2 separate regions of the Homo sapiens genome follow, and region 2 is linked to region 1. The links are chromatin contacts, found by Hi-C or POLR2A ChIA-PET in ENCODE. All regions are on one chromosome and are shown on one strand. Each heading gives the region's core, a stretch centred on a gene start or an enhancer-like site at or near the end of the contact. The rest is flanking DNA. Distances are from core to core; before and after follow the strand shown.

Region 1 (5,711 bases), core at 2,960-5,459:
AGACCTTCTGTGGTATTTGCCAGGCTTGGAAGCTCCAGGTGGGTGTTTTCAACAGAGATGGAGAGAGAGAGTGAGAGAGACACACAGAGAGAGAAAAAGACACAGAGAGAGAACTAGAGAGAGAGAGGGAGAGAGAGGGAGACACACAGAGAAAAAGACACAGAGAGAGAACTAGAGAGAGAGAGGGAGAGAGAGGGAGACACACACAGAGAGAAAAAGACACAGAGAGAGAACTAGAGAGAGACGGAGAGAGAGGGAGACACACAGAGAGAGAAAAAGACACAGAGAGAGAACTAGAGAGAGACAGGGAGAGAGAGGGAGAGAGAAAGATTTAGTAGCAACGGCGCATCTTTTTGAGAAGCGTTCAGGACGACAGGTTGGGCGGAAGGGAGGCCAAGAGGACAATGCTCGCGTCTCCACCTCCTCAGGAGGGGACCCTGCGGGACATTGATGGGGCCACCCCTGCTTGGCTACACAGAGTTGGTTTCAAACCTCTCACCTTTTGGAGGTGGGGGTGGCTTTACTGCTATTAAGTTCAGGATAGACTGAGACTATTTGTTATTGGTTATAAGTATTAGCATTTAACAATAAAGATGATGGGCTGCCCCCAGGGCACAGGGGGCTCCAGGCAGGTGTTTTTTGCCAGGCTCCTGTCTTTATGAACAATCTGAATGACTCTAAAGTCATTTGGACTCTGGAGACCCAATCTCATGAGACCTCAAACAAGACACAGACAGTCCCCATCCCACGATGGAGTGAGGGGCAACAGGCATCCTGCATGCTTCTGCACTCACGATAGGGTTATATCTGGATGAAACTGTTGTAAATTGAAAATATTCTAAACCGACTTATGATAGTTTTTATGTATGATGGGTGTATCGGGATGTGACCCCATTGTAAGCAGAGGAGAATCTGTATGCTGCCCTGGTCAGTGGTGCCAGGCCTGGGCACTGGACTATTCAGGGTGACTCCATATGTGCAAGTCTTTTTTATTTTTTTCTTTTGAGGTGGAGTCTCACTCTGTTGCCCAGGCTGGAGTGCCGTGGCACAATCTCAGCTCACTGCAACCTCTGCCTCCTGGGTTCAAGTGATTCTCGTGCCTCAGCCTCCTGAGTAGCTGGGATTACAGGTGCATGCCACCACGCCTGGCTATTTTTTGTATTTTTGGTAGAGATGAGGTTTCACCATGTTGGCCAGGCTGGTCTCAATCTCCTGGCCTCATGTGATCCGCCCGCCTCGGCCTCCCAGAGTGCTGGGATGACAGGCGTGAGCCACCAGTCTTGAAGCTGCCCAGGGCACGTGGTCAACAACCTCTTGCAAAAAGTAGAGGTGAAGACTGGGGAGAAGTGAGAACTGAGGCTTACATGGTTCCCACCCTGACTTGAGGCATACCACTTGGATGGCACTACCCACCTACCTCTAGGAAGGCCTGAGCTCCCTGCCTTCAGCGCGGGTCTTTTTCTTTTAAATCGCCGTGGAGCTGGTTCTCTTTCCTTTGCGCTCTGTCTTGTTCTCTGGCTCCGGTTCCTCTCTCCCTCTCCCTCTGGCAGTGTTTCTGATTTGCTCTGCTGGAAAGTAGCAGCAGTGACCAGTGACCCTTACACAAGGCAGGAAGAGGGGAGCTGGGGGGTGCAGGTTCTGATGGGGGTGAGTGGGGAGGACAGGGCGGCCACACACCAGACAGGAAGGAATGCCCCTCCTCAGCCGGGGACTTGCTAGCTTTCCTGCAGGCTGTTACAGGCTATTTTCCCTAAGGGCGTGTGAGTCATACCCAGAGCTCACCTCTAACTCTCCCCTTCTTCCACCCCATGTGCTGCCTCCAGGTCCTGCTCAATTCAGCTGAAGGGCTATTTATCCAGCACCTCCCCTGTGATGTTTTTAGGAGAGTCAGCCAGAACAAATTATAGAATCAAAAATCTGAGTATTGTCAAGGCTCTGGGAACTTGTTGCCAATTTGCTTTGTGTTCTCGTGGGTTGGGTGTGAGGCTGCCGTTTTCATCACAGCTGCACCAGCACCGGATGTTCTGTTTTATCATGTTTTAAGAGATGTGTCTTTGGAGGGCCCTTTGTCTCGCAGGGAATTGTCCTCCAAGTCAGAATCAGGAAGGAGGAGGCCCTGGTCTTGGATGTGGAGGGAAGGCACTTTGGCTGAATGGAAGGAAGTGGAGACGTGGGGAAATAGGAACTTTGATGCTCTGCTGGCTGGAGCATGAACTGGAGCAAACCTTTTGAATCTCAAGCTGGTTCTGATGAGGCCAATGCACAGCTAATGTGGTTGGCACTATAGTGTTCCCAGCTCTACCCCAAAGACACCCACTAATGCCCAGAATCTATGAACATGTTACTCCACGTGGCAGAAGGTGCTTTGCAGATGTGATTAAGTTAAGGAGTTTGAGTTGGGAAGAGTATCCTGGATCATCAGGGTGGTCCCAGTGTCATCACAAGGGTCCTTATGAGAACCGGGCAGGAGACTTTGCATGAAAGGAGAGGGGAGAATAGAAACAGAGGTTGGAATGATGGGGCCACAAGCCAAGACATGTGGGCGGCCTCCAGGAGCTACAGAAGGCAAGAGGACAGCTTCTCTCCTGGGGCCTCTGGAAGGAGCCAGCCCTGCTGACTCCCTGATTTTTGCCCAGCAAGAAATGTCATTTTGGAATTCTGACCTTCAGAATAAATGGGGTGGTACTAAATTTGTGTTGTTTTAAGCCACTAAGTCAGTGATAATTTGTTGCAGCACCAATGGGAAGTTAATATACCCAGCAGCAATTTTGCTCCCTGTGCACATTTACATATATATTTTTAAACAGATGGGATCCCGCTTTGTTTCCCAGGCTGGTGTGCAGTGGCTATTCACAGGCGAGATCATAGTGATGTAGAGCCTCGAACTCCCAGGCTCAAGTGGTCCTCCTGCCTCAGTTTCCCAAGTACCTGGAACTATAGGTGCACCCTTTCCCTGTATACATTTTAAGACGTCCTCCCCATGTTCGTAAGGGGACACGGGTGAGGATGTGGTGCGGTGTGGGAGTGCTGTGTGTGTGACCCCTTGGGGGAGTGGTGAATGGGGAAGGGCCAGGGAGGCAAGTTATGGAACAAGATGCATCTTCACCCAAATTGGAAACTACAGGTCTGATATGCACAGAGCCCCCCAGCAGGACCCACAAGATGCTTAGTGGGAAAACAGGGCAAGAAATGATAAATAAAAAGCCCTCTTTGTTTGGTGAAGCAGGGTGTGGAAGGGGCCCCAGTGGGGTTCTCAGAAGCTGGGTAGACTTGGTCTTCCAATCCAGGTGCTGATTTTCTGGCTGTGTTCCGTTGGTGACAACTCTTTGAGTCCAGTACTTTTCGGTATGAATATTATCCTCAATAAGATGTTTTAAGCAATCCATATGCACAACATAGCACAAGAACACCTTTACATCTGTGGAAACTTGTGAGGCAGGATAAGATACTGCCCGTCAGGGCTGGGAGCAGGGCCAGGGAGAGAGGGGCCTTTGTGAAGCCTCCCCGGGCAAGGGTCTCACATGGTCCAATGACGGCAACGCACCCAGAGTTGAGCGGTGAGAGTTAGTCTGTGCAGCCTCCTGCCCTGAAGCCCCAGAACAGGAAGGAAGGGGTTTCCAGGAGCCCTTGAGAAGCAGAGGCTGGGAGTGCTGTGGGGAGCTTCCATTTGGGTGAAGGAGGCACACATCACCTGGTCTCCTGTTGGTAACATTAGGATTCAGCCGTCAACGCTCAGCTGGCCAGGTGGAGCCCTCGCAGCTGCCCAGTGGTGGGGATGCAGGTGTGATGGGGTGGGGACCTGGCCTGACCTGGTGGTCTGGAGGTCTGACTACGATCACCAGGCTCAGCACTAATGGAGTGGCAAGAAAGGGTCTGGATGCCCTGCTTACAGCATGCTGTGACAGGATGTTTCAAGGCTGGGCTGCACGGCCAGGCTGAAGCAGAGGAGGCCCAGGGCTTCCACCCGCATCCTAGTGAGCCCAGCCCCAGCTGGCCGTGTCCTGATGGCTGTGCCCCTCCCCGGATGGCCAGTGAGCTGGGGCTGGGGCCGCCCGTGCAGCAAGTCCAGGGTCCCCCCAGGCTCTCGCCTTCCCCCTGCCAAGCCCACCTCTGGAGAAGGGAGAGAGAGCCCCCTGCTTGGGAGGTGAGAAGCAAGTTCACTCAAAACGTCAGCCTCAGCAGAGCCTCTGCCTGCCGGCCTTCTAGATAAACACGGTGGTGTTTAAAGAATCCATGGGGAGGCGTTTTGGCCTGAAGGGAGGGAAGGTTCCAGGCCTCACTCTGAGCTGAGCTGGGATCTACCCATTCCCAGTACAAATTAAAGCCGCAGTCCACCATGTCTGAGGACCATTTCCAGGTTCTTCCGGGGGTCTTGCAACGGGAGGCAGCCACTTAGCCAGTCCTTGACCACGACGGAGCGGCCTTTGGGGAGGCTGCTGGGTCCCCTGCCGGAACGTGGGACTTTATGGAAAAATTGAGCCCACGAGCACACGCAGAGGAAATTCCAGGGAGCGAGGCTGACAGGCTTGTCTTGGAAAGCAGCTGGTTACTTTGGCCCCAGCCCAATTCTCCCGCTCTCCTCTCTGCACTGCCCTCCCACTCCCCAACTTTGCTTTTTCTCCCAAAAGAAAAAAATAACGAAACCAGAGAGGCACAACGGAATCAAACAGAAAAATCCCAACTTAAGAGAAAAGCGACAAATCCCCAGGGGCATAAAATCACTAGGGCCTTCACAGGCGCTTGTTTGTTTGCTGGTTAAAGACTGACAGGCCGGCGCAGAGGGCCACCTACAAGGACCAGGGGCAGGCAAGTTAGAAGCTCCCATCTTCTGAGTCCTCACTACCTGCCAGGACTTTCTTTTTTCTTGAGGAGTAGCTCAGCACTCACGTTAAGTGTGGCTCAGTGAGTTATCCCACGTGTCCTGGCATGACCATGCCCAGGTGGCAACACAGCCCACTCCCAGTGCCCTTGGGCTCCCTGCTCCTCCCTCTCAGCCAGTGGCCTCTTGCAGCTAACTTTCATCCTCAGCTTTATATCCACGGACTCTTAACAGCATGATCCATTTCGTGTGGGCTTCTTTCACTTGCGACGTCTGGGTGGTCCCTCTGTATGGCTGGGGGATGGCAGGGGCTTGCTCTTTTCCTTTGCTGGGCAGAATTCCATTCTGTGAACGTGTCCAGGTCACTGTGCCCCTACCGGTTGATGCACATGTGGACTGTTTTCATTTTCTGGGTGCTCTGGATAAAGGTGCTACGAGCTTTCTTATGCAAAGTCTTTTGGTGACTGAGTTTGTTATATGTGTCTCAGCATCAAAACAGTTCCAGGACATGCATCCAATTGTCAACATCCCACCTCATAGACAAGAAAACTGAGGCTCAAAAAGTTTTCATGCCTGGTTCCAAGCCCCAGAGTCGGGAGCAGGGCTGGGATTCAAACCAGATGCATGTGATGGAGACCTGCGCTCTGAGCTCTTGGTAATGTCTGCCCAGGGCACAGCGCTTCAGCGGCAAAGTGGCCAGGTTCTCCAGGGTTTCAAAGTGCAGGAGATATGTCTGGATGGGGGGCCTGGCTCCTCCTCCTCGGCAGAGGGGCAGCTGCCTTATTCCGACGAGGTTTCGAGCCTTCCCTGCTCCCATCCTCTCTGAACCCCACCTAAGCCCCAGCTGTGCCCATATGGCTGGAGGGAGCCCCTGACAGCTGTATTCTATGTC
Region 2 (5,485 bases), core at 1,213-3,712, 52 kb before region 1:
AATTAGCCGGGCGTGGTGGCGGGTGCCTGTAATCCCAGCTACTCGGGAAGCTGAGGCAGGAGAATCGCTTGAACCCGGGAGGCGGAGGTCGCAGTGAGCCGAGATCGCGCCACTGCACTCCAGCCTGGGCGACAGAGCGAGACTCCGTCTCAAAAAAAAAAAAAGTTCACTCATTTGAGGTGTGCAACTCAAAGATTTTTACTAATTTTACCAAGTGGTGCAGCCGCCCCCCAAGTCAGCTTGAGAGCATCCTTACCCCTGACCAAGTAACATCCCCCTGCCCATTGACAGTGAATCCCCGGCCCCCTGCAAACACCAAGCTGCCTCCTCTCTCTACCGATTTGCCTTTGATGGATATTCCATAGGAACGGAAGCTGCACTGCATGGCCTTTGTGACTGGCTCTTCCACTCTGCGTCGTGTTTTCAGGGCTCCTCCAGGTTGTAATGTGTGTCAGCCCTTCCTTCCTTTTTTTTTTTTTTATTCTGAGATGGAGTTTCTCTCTTGTCGCCCAAGCTGGAGTGCAGTGGTGCCATCTCAGCTCACTGCAACCTCCACCTCCGTGGTTTAAGCAATTCTCCTGCCTCAGCCTCCCAAGTAGCCACCACACCCGGGTAATTTTGTGTTTTTAGTAGAGAAGAGGTTTCACCATGTTGGCCAGGCTGGTCTCAAACTCCCGGCCTCGGGTGATGCGCCCACCTCGGTCTCCCAAAGTGCTGGGATTACAGGTGTGAGCCACCACACCCGGCCTCCTTCCTTCCTAGTTATGGTAAATAATATTGTGTGGTCTGAATCTGCCGTATTTTGTTTATCCATTCATCTGTTGATAGACACTTGGCTGTTTCATACAAGCAGATTCTTTTCTTCCCTTTCTTACACCCTATGTATCTGTGTATCTGTGATTACATATATGAGTACACATATATGTGTCTGTGTATGTAGGTGTCTGCATCTGTGTGTGCATGTATGTGTGCATATGTATATGTCTGTCTGTATGCATATATGGGTGTACTGTATGTATATATGCATATGTGCGCATGTATGTGTGCTCAGGTATGTGTGCATGCACACACAAGCACGTTTACATGCATGTTTGTATATATGGGTGCATGTATATGAATATGTACACAAGTGTGTACTATATGTGCACGTACATGCATGTTTATGTATGCGCATGTACACACGTGTGCATGTCCATATATGTGTGTCTATATCTACAATCTTGCACCTTGGTTGCTTCACTTAACAACACACATGTGATTCTTCTTCAAATTATTGCCAGCGCTGATTTACTGTCCTGCTTCCCAGCTGTGGGCACAACCCCCAGTGCATTTGCCTTCCTCCTGGTCTCTGTGTTGCGGGGGTGCAGCCTTTGTCCCATTCCTTGGCCATGAGTAATACACCCGGTATGACCTTGTGCTGTTGGCACAGCACCCTCAGGTAGATGGTGAGCCCTTGGGGGCAGGGGCTGCCTGTCTTTGCCCCCTGAATCTGTCTGGCATGTGAAGGAGCTCGGGGCTTGTCTGTTACTGATCAGAGGAAGATGGCTGTGGCCCCCACCCATGTTCTCCGAGGGCTTATCCTGGCTTGGATGATCTTGGCTTCTTTGGGAAGGGAGGGGTGGGGCTGTCTTCCCGCTGTTGTGCCACCATCTTGGGGACTCTCTGAGAAAGGACTCGTGTTGCTGGGGAGACCTCCGTGGCCCCTTGCTGCAGGTGCCCATGGCAGGCATGTGATGTCCGCCCTGGAGGCTCTGGAAACTCCGTGGGGGCCCACACAGAGCTTCACAGGCCTCCGATGGTGATGGAAGTGAGGGCTGTGGCGATGATGGCAGGAGCTCACATTGGTGGCACCTGTTCTGTGCCAGGCGCTCTTCTGAGCCCTGCACATGGATGGACCCATTGACTGCCCGAGGACTCCATGACGTAGGTGTTGGTGCAAAGCCATTTACAGACGAGAACAGTGGTCACTGAGCCGACACTCTGTGCACCTGCCGTGCCTCCTCCTCCCGCTTTCCAGCCTCACGCCTGCCCTAAAGTGACAACTGGAATACGGGTGACAACAAAACAAACCACGCATGTGCCAGGCTTCCTTAGGGACTTTGCACGTGCACCCACGGCAATGCTGTGCCTTCCCATTTACAGATGAGACCAGCAAGGCCAGCAGGGAGGATGAGGGGCTGAGGCTGCACGGCTGGAAGGGGTGGCTGAGCAAGGCAGGATTTGAACTCAGCTCCAAGCCAGAGGTCAGCAGTGTCCCCCTCCCTGTGTGCATTCAGGCTGTTTGTGGGGGTGGGGCAGGGACTGTAGTTCTGCCTCCCTGGAAAGTTCCCGTTTCCTGCAGTGGGCTCTGGTCAGTGACCGGGCAGGTTCCTGCCCCTGCCCTCCCGGCCCCTGTCCTGGCCCAGGGCCCAACACTCCAGTCTGTTTTCCAGACAGGAAACATGAATCAAAATAGCATGACACACGAAACCGTAATTGGGGCTGTGCTGTGAGGCCCAGGGAGGCCTAACGAGTAGAGGCCTCTGCCATCGAACCTGCTGTGGGTGCCCTCCTTCCGCCCTCGGAACCCTCTGGCCTGAAACAGCATTCCATCAGCCCCCCTCCTCACCCAGGAGACCAATGGGGGGAAGGGGGGTGGGGGTGGGGAGGAAGAGGGAGAGGGACGGAAAGGGAGAGACACACAGAGACAGAGGGAGAGAGAGAGGGAGAGGGGGGAGAGATGGGGAGAGAGAGAAGGGGAGACAAAGGGAGAGATAAAGAGGGAGAAAGAGAGGAGGGGAGAGAAAGGGAGAGCGGAGAGAGGTAGAAAAAGAGAGATTCATAAGAGAAGAAAGAGGAAGAGGGAGAGAGAGAGGGAGAGGGAGAGACATGGAAGGAGAGAGACGGAGAGTGAGAGGGAGAGGGAGAGAGAGAGGGAAGGAGGGAGAGAGAGAGGGAAGGAGGGAGAGAGACAGGGAAGGAGGGAGAGAGGGAAGGGGGGAGAGAGAGATGGAGGGAGAGAGAGAGGGACAGAGAGACGGGGAGAGAGAGGGAGGCAGAGAGAGAAGGAGGGAGAAAGGGAGAGAGGGAGGCAGAGAGAGGAGGGAGAAAGGGAGAGAGGGAGGCAGAGAGAGGAGGGAGAAAGGGAGAGAGGGAGAGAGAGGGAGCGGGGAGAGAGAGGAAGAGAGGAGGGAGAGGGAGAGAGCTACAGAGGGAAAGTGGGAGAGGGATGGGGAGAGAGGGAGAGTGGAGGGGCTCTCTGTGCCTGGTTTGGTTGTGCTGTTCCTGATAACTCTGACCCCGACTGACCGACCGGTGCTTACTCTGAACGTTTCCAGGGTCTCTGCGTTTAGGGCCCGTCTGAAGGTTTCTGTGACGGCCTCGGCGGCTCTATGGGCAGATGGCCCTATGGCTCCTCCTAGCTCTGACAGGATCCTCTCAGCCTCTGTGTGCTTTCGCCTCTGCTTCTGCCTCTGCCTCTCTGTCTCTGTCCCTGTCCTGTGCCTGCATCTTTCTGTTCCCTTCCCTATCTCTGTCATCTTCGTTTCTTTCTTTTCTTTTCTTGCCTTCTCCCTCCCCTTGTTTCTTGCTTCAAATAAAGGACAGGGGAGACAGAAGAAAGCTTCGGGGACTTTAGAGCTGCATGGACGGCCCCTTCCGACCCAGCCTCCTCCCTGCAACCCCCAATAGCTGCGCCCCTGTGCCCCTCGTCCCCTCGCTCTCCTCTGTCCAGCCTCCCAGCCCTTCCTGCCCGCCTCTCCCTCCCTTCCTGCCCGAGACCCCCCAGAATCCCCCTCCTGGAAATGCCATTGCCCCCCTGGGGCCTGACCCTCGCTGGCAATCCTCCACTTCCCTGGTGGTCTTCCCTCTGGTCAGCCGGGTGAAAGGTCGCCAGCTGTTGGAGGGGCGGGGGTCTTTGAGGGCATCTAACTGGGTGTTCCCCACATGGGGGCCTTGAACCCCTAAGGGGCCTCGAGGGCCGCCGCAGTCATGGGGGGAGGATCTGTGCGCAGTTCCTTCCTTCATTCATAATCCGTCTTCACTCTGCACACGCCATCTCTGCTCCTTGTGGGAAAACGCAGGCGGGCCCAGTGTGAAGTGGAGCCTCGTCCTCTCTCTGCCCAGAGGGGACCACTGAGGACCGTGGAGAGTAAGGTCCGATGGAGATGGGTTGTTTCATCCCCGATTTCCTCACTTGGCAACGTAGTTTTGTAGCTCAGAGTGTGGCTCTTAATGGTCAGATCTGGGCCAGGCTGCTTAGCCCCCTAAGCTGACGGCACTGCCGTGAGCAGGGCAGGCCTGTTCTTTACCCTCGAGGGCTTTCTGTCCAGTGGGCAGACATTGGACACCGTCCCGCAGGGACCTTCCCTGACCCAGCTCAGATCTGTGAGCGTGGCTGACCCGGCCTGCAGGTGAGGCAGGACTTTCCTGAGCAGGTGGTCACGGTGGTAGGATTGGCCAAAGAAGTCAGTGGGGGGCAGCAGGCAGAGAGATGACAGGGACAAGGGCCCCGTGGTGAGCAGAGCTTGGCGTGATCCTGGAGCAGGACCAGAGTGAGCAGGGAAACATGGAAGGTGAAGGCTGGGGTGGGTGGCAGAGCAGACCCTACAGGACTTGCAGGCCCCCAGGAGCCTGGTCTTCTCTAGGCTGGGGTGGCTGTGCCTCGTGCTGTGGTGCCCGGTCTTGCCATGAAAGTGCCAGGTGTCACCCCCTCCATTGGGGGAGGCGGTGGGGAAACCTGAAGCCCAGGCCTGCCTCGGCTGCCAGCAGCCTGGTGTCTGACAGTGCACCCAAGCTGGCTGGTGGGAGTCCTCTGAATGTCTGTCTTCACTGGCTTTGGGTTCTCCTGTTCTGATGAGGTCATGGTGGTCTTTGGGGGCGCTCAGCTCACGGCAGGCTGCCTGGATCAGGGATGCTCATGTGCCCGCAAAGAAGAGCTTTATCCTCATTGATTTCTAACCAGCTTTATTGAGGTGTGATGTACACACCCTAAAAGTCACTTTTTTCGGTGTTCAATGGAATTCAACTCAATAATGAAAAAGAATGAATTACCGATACATGTAACAGCACAACCAAGCCTCAGAAGCATGCTAAGTGGAAGAAGCCAGGTGTGAAAGGGCACATATGCGATGCTTCTACCTACATGACATTTCTAGAAAAGACCCTGTCTTTCTTTTGAAATATCTGATCCAGAAATATTCAACTGAATTCGAAGTCTATTCATATCAGCCCCAGTCCCTTTAACATCACTTTTGTCTGTGATGAAAGATGAAGCACAGAGAGTGTCTTTAAAACTCTCAGTTTTTATACATTTAAAACAAGTTGGCTGGGCATGGTGGCTCAGGCCTGTAATCCCAGCAGAGGCAGGTGATTATTTATTTATTCATTTATTTTTGAGACCGTGTCTCACTCTGTCACCCAGGCTGGAGTGAAGTGGCGCGATCTCGGCTCACTGAAACCTCTCCCTCACGGGTTCAAGCGATTCTCCTGCCTCAGCCTCCCGAGT

What was found. Hi-C counts contacts between places; a loop is a spot of excess contacts on that map. ChIA-PET counts read pairs that join two places held with the same protein, here RNA polymerase II (POLR2A). Pooled maps may share reads with other maps.
Region 2: a map of ascending aorta shows a loop between it and region 1 (6-fold over the local background). The contact joins two enhancer-like sites. A Hi-C loop is called at or near these places in 6 of 168 maps with a recorded cell type or tissue (aorta, ascending aorta, endothelial cell of hepatic sinusoid and 3 more) and 5 of 50 pooled maps. POLR2A ChIA-PET finds 5 or more read pairs at or near these places in 2 of 52 experiments (GM12878 and H1).

What each region holds. Positions count from the first base shown.
Region 1 is chr16:87,125,974-87,131,684 of GRCh38, reverse strand. No RefSeq gene overlaps it. Among named protein-coding and RNA genes, the nearest start is that of LINC02181, 71 kb to the right of the region's middle. Within about 2 kb of position 4,209, at least 6 of the 41 ENCODE cell types and tissues checked have a DNase peak (open chromatin) inside an H3K27ac peak, as active enhancers do; they include ascending aorta, where a contact is called at or near this core.
Region 2 is chr16:87,176,153-87,181,637 of GRCh38, reverse strand. No RefSeq gene overlaps it. Among named protein-coding and RNA genes, the nearest start is that of LINC02181, 120 kb to the right of the region's middle. Within about 2 kb of position 2,462, at least 5 of the 41 ENCODE cell types and tissues checked have a DNase peak (open chromatin) inside an H3K27ac peak, as active enhancers do; they include ascending aorta, where a contact is called at or near this core.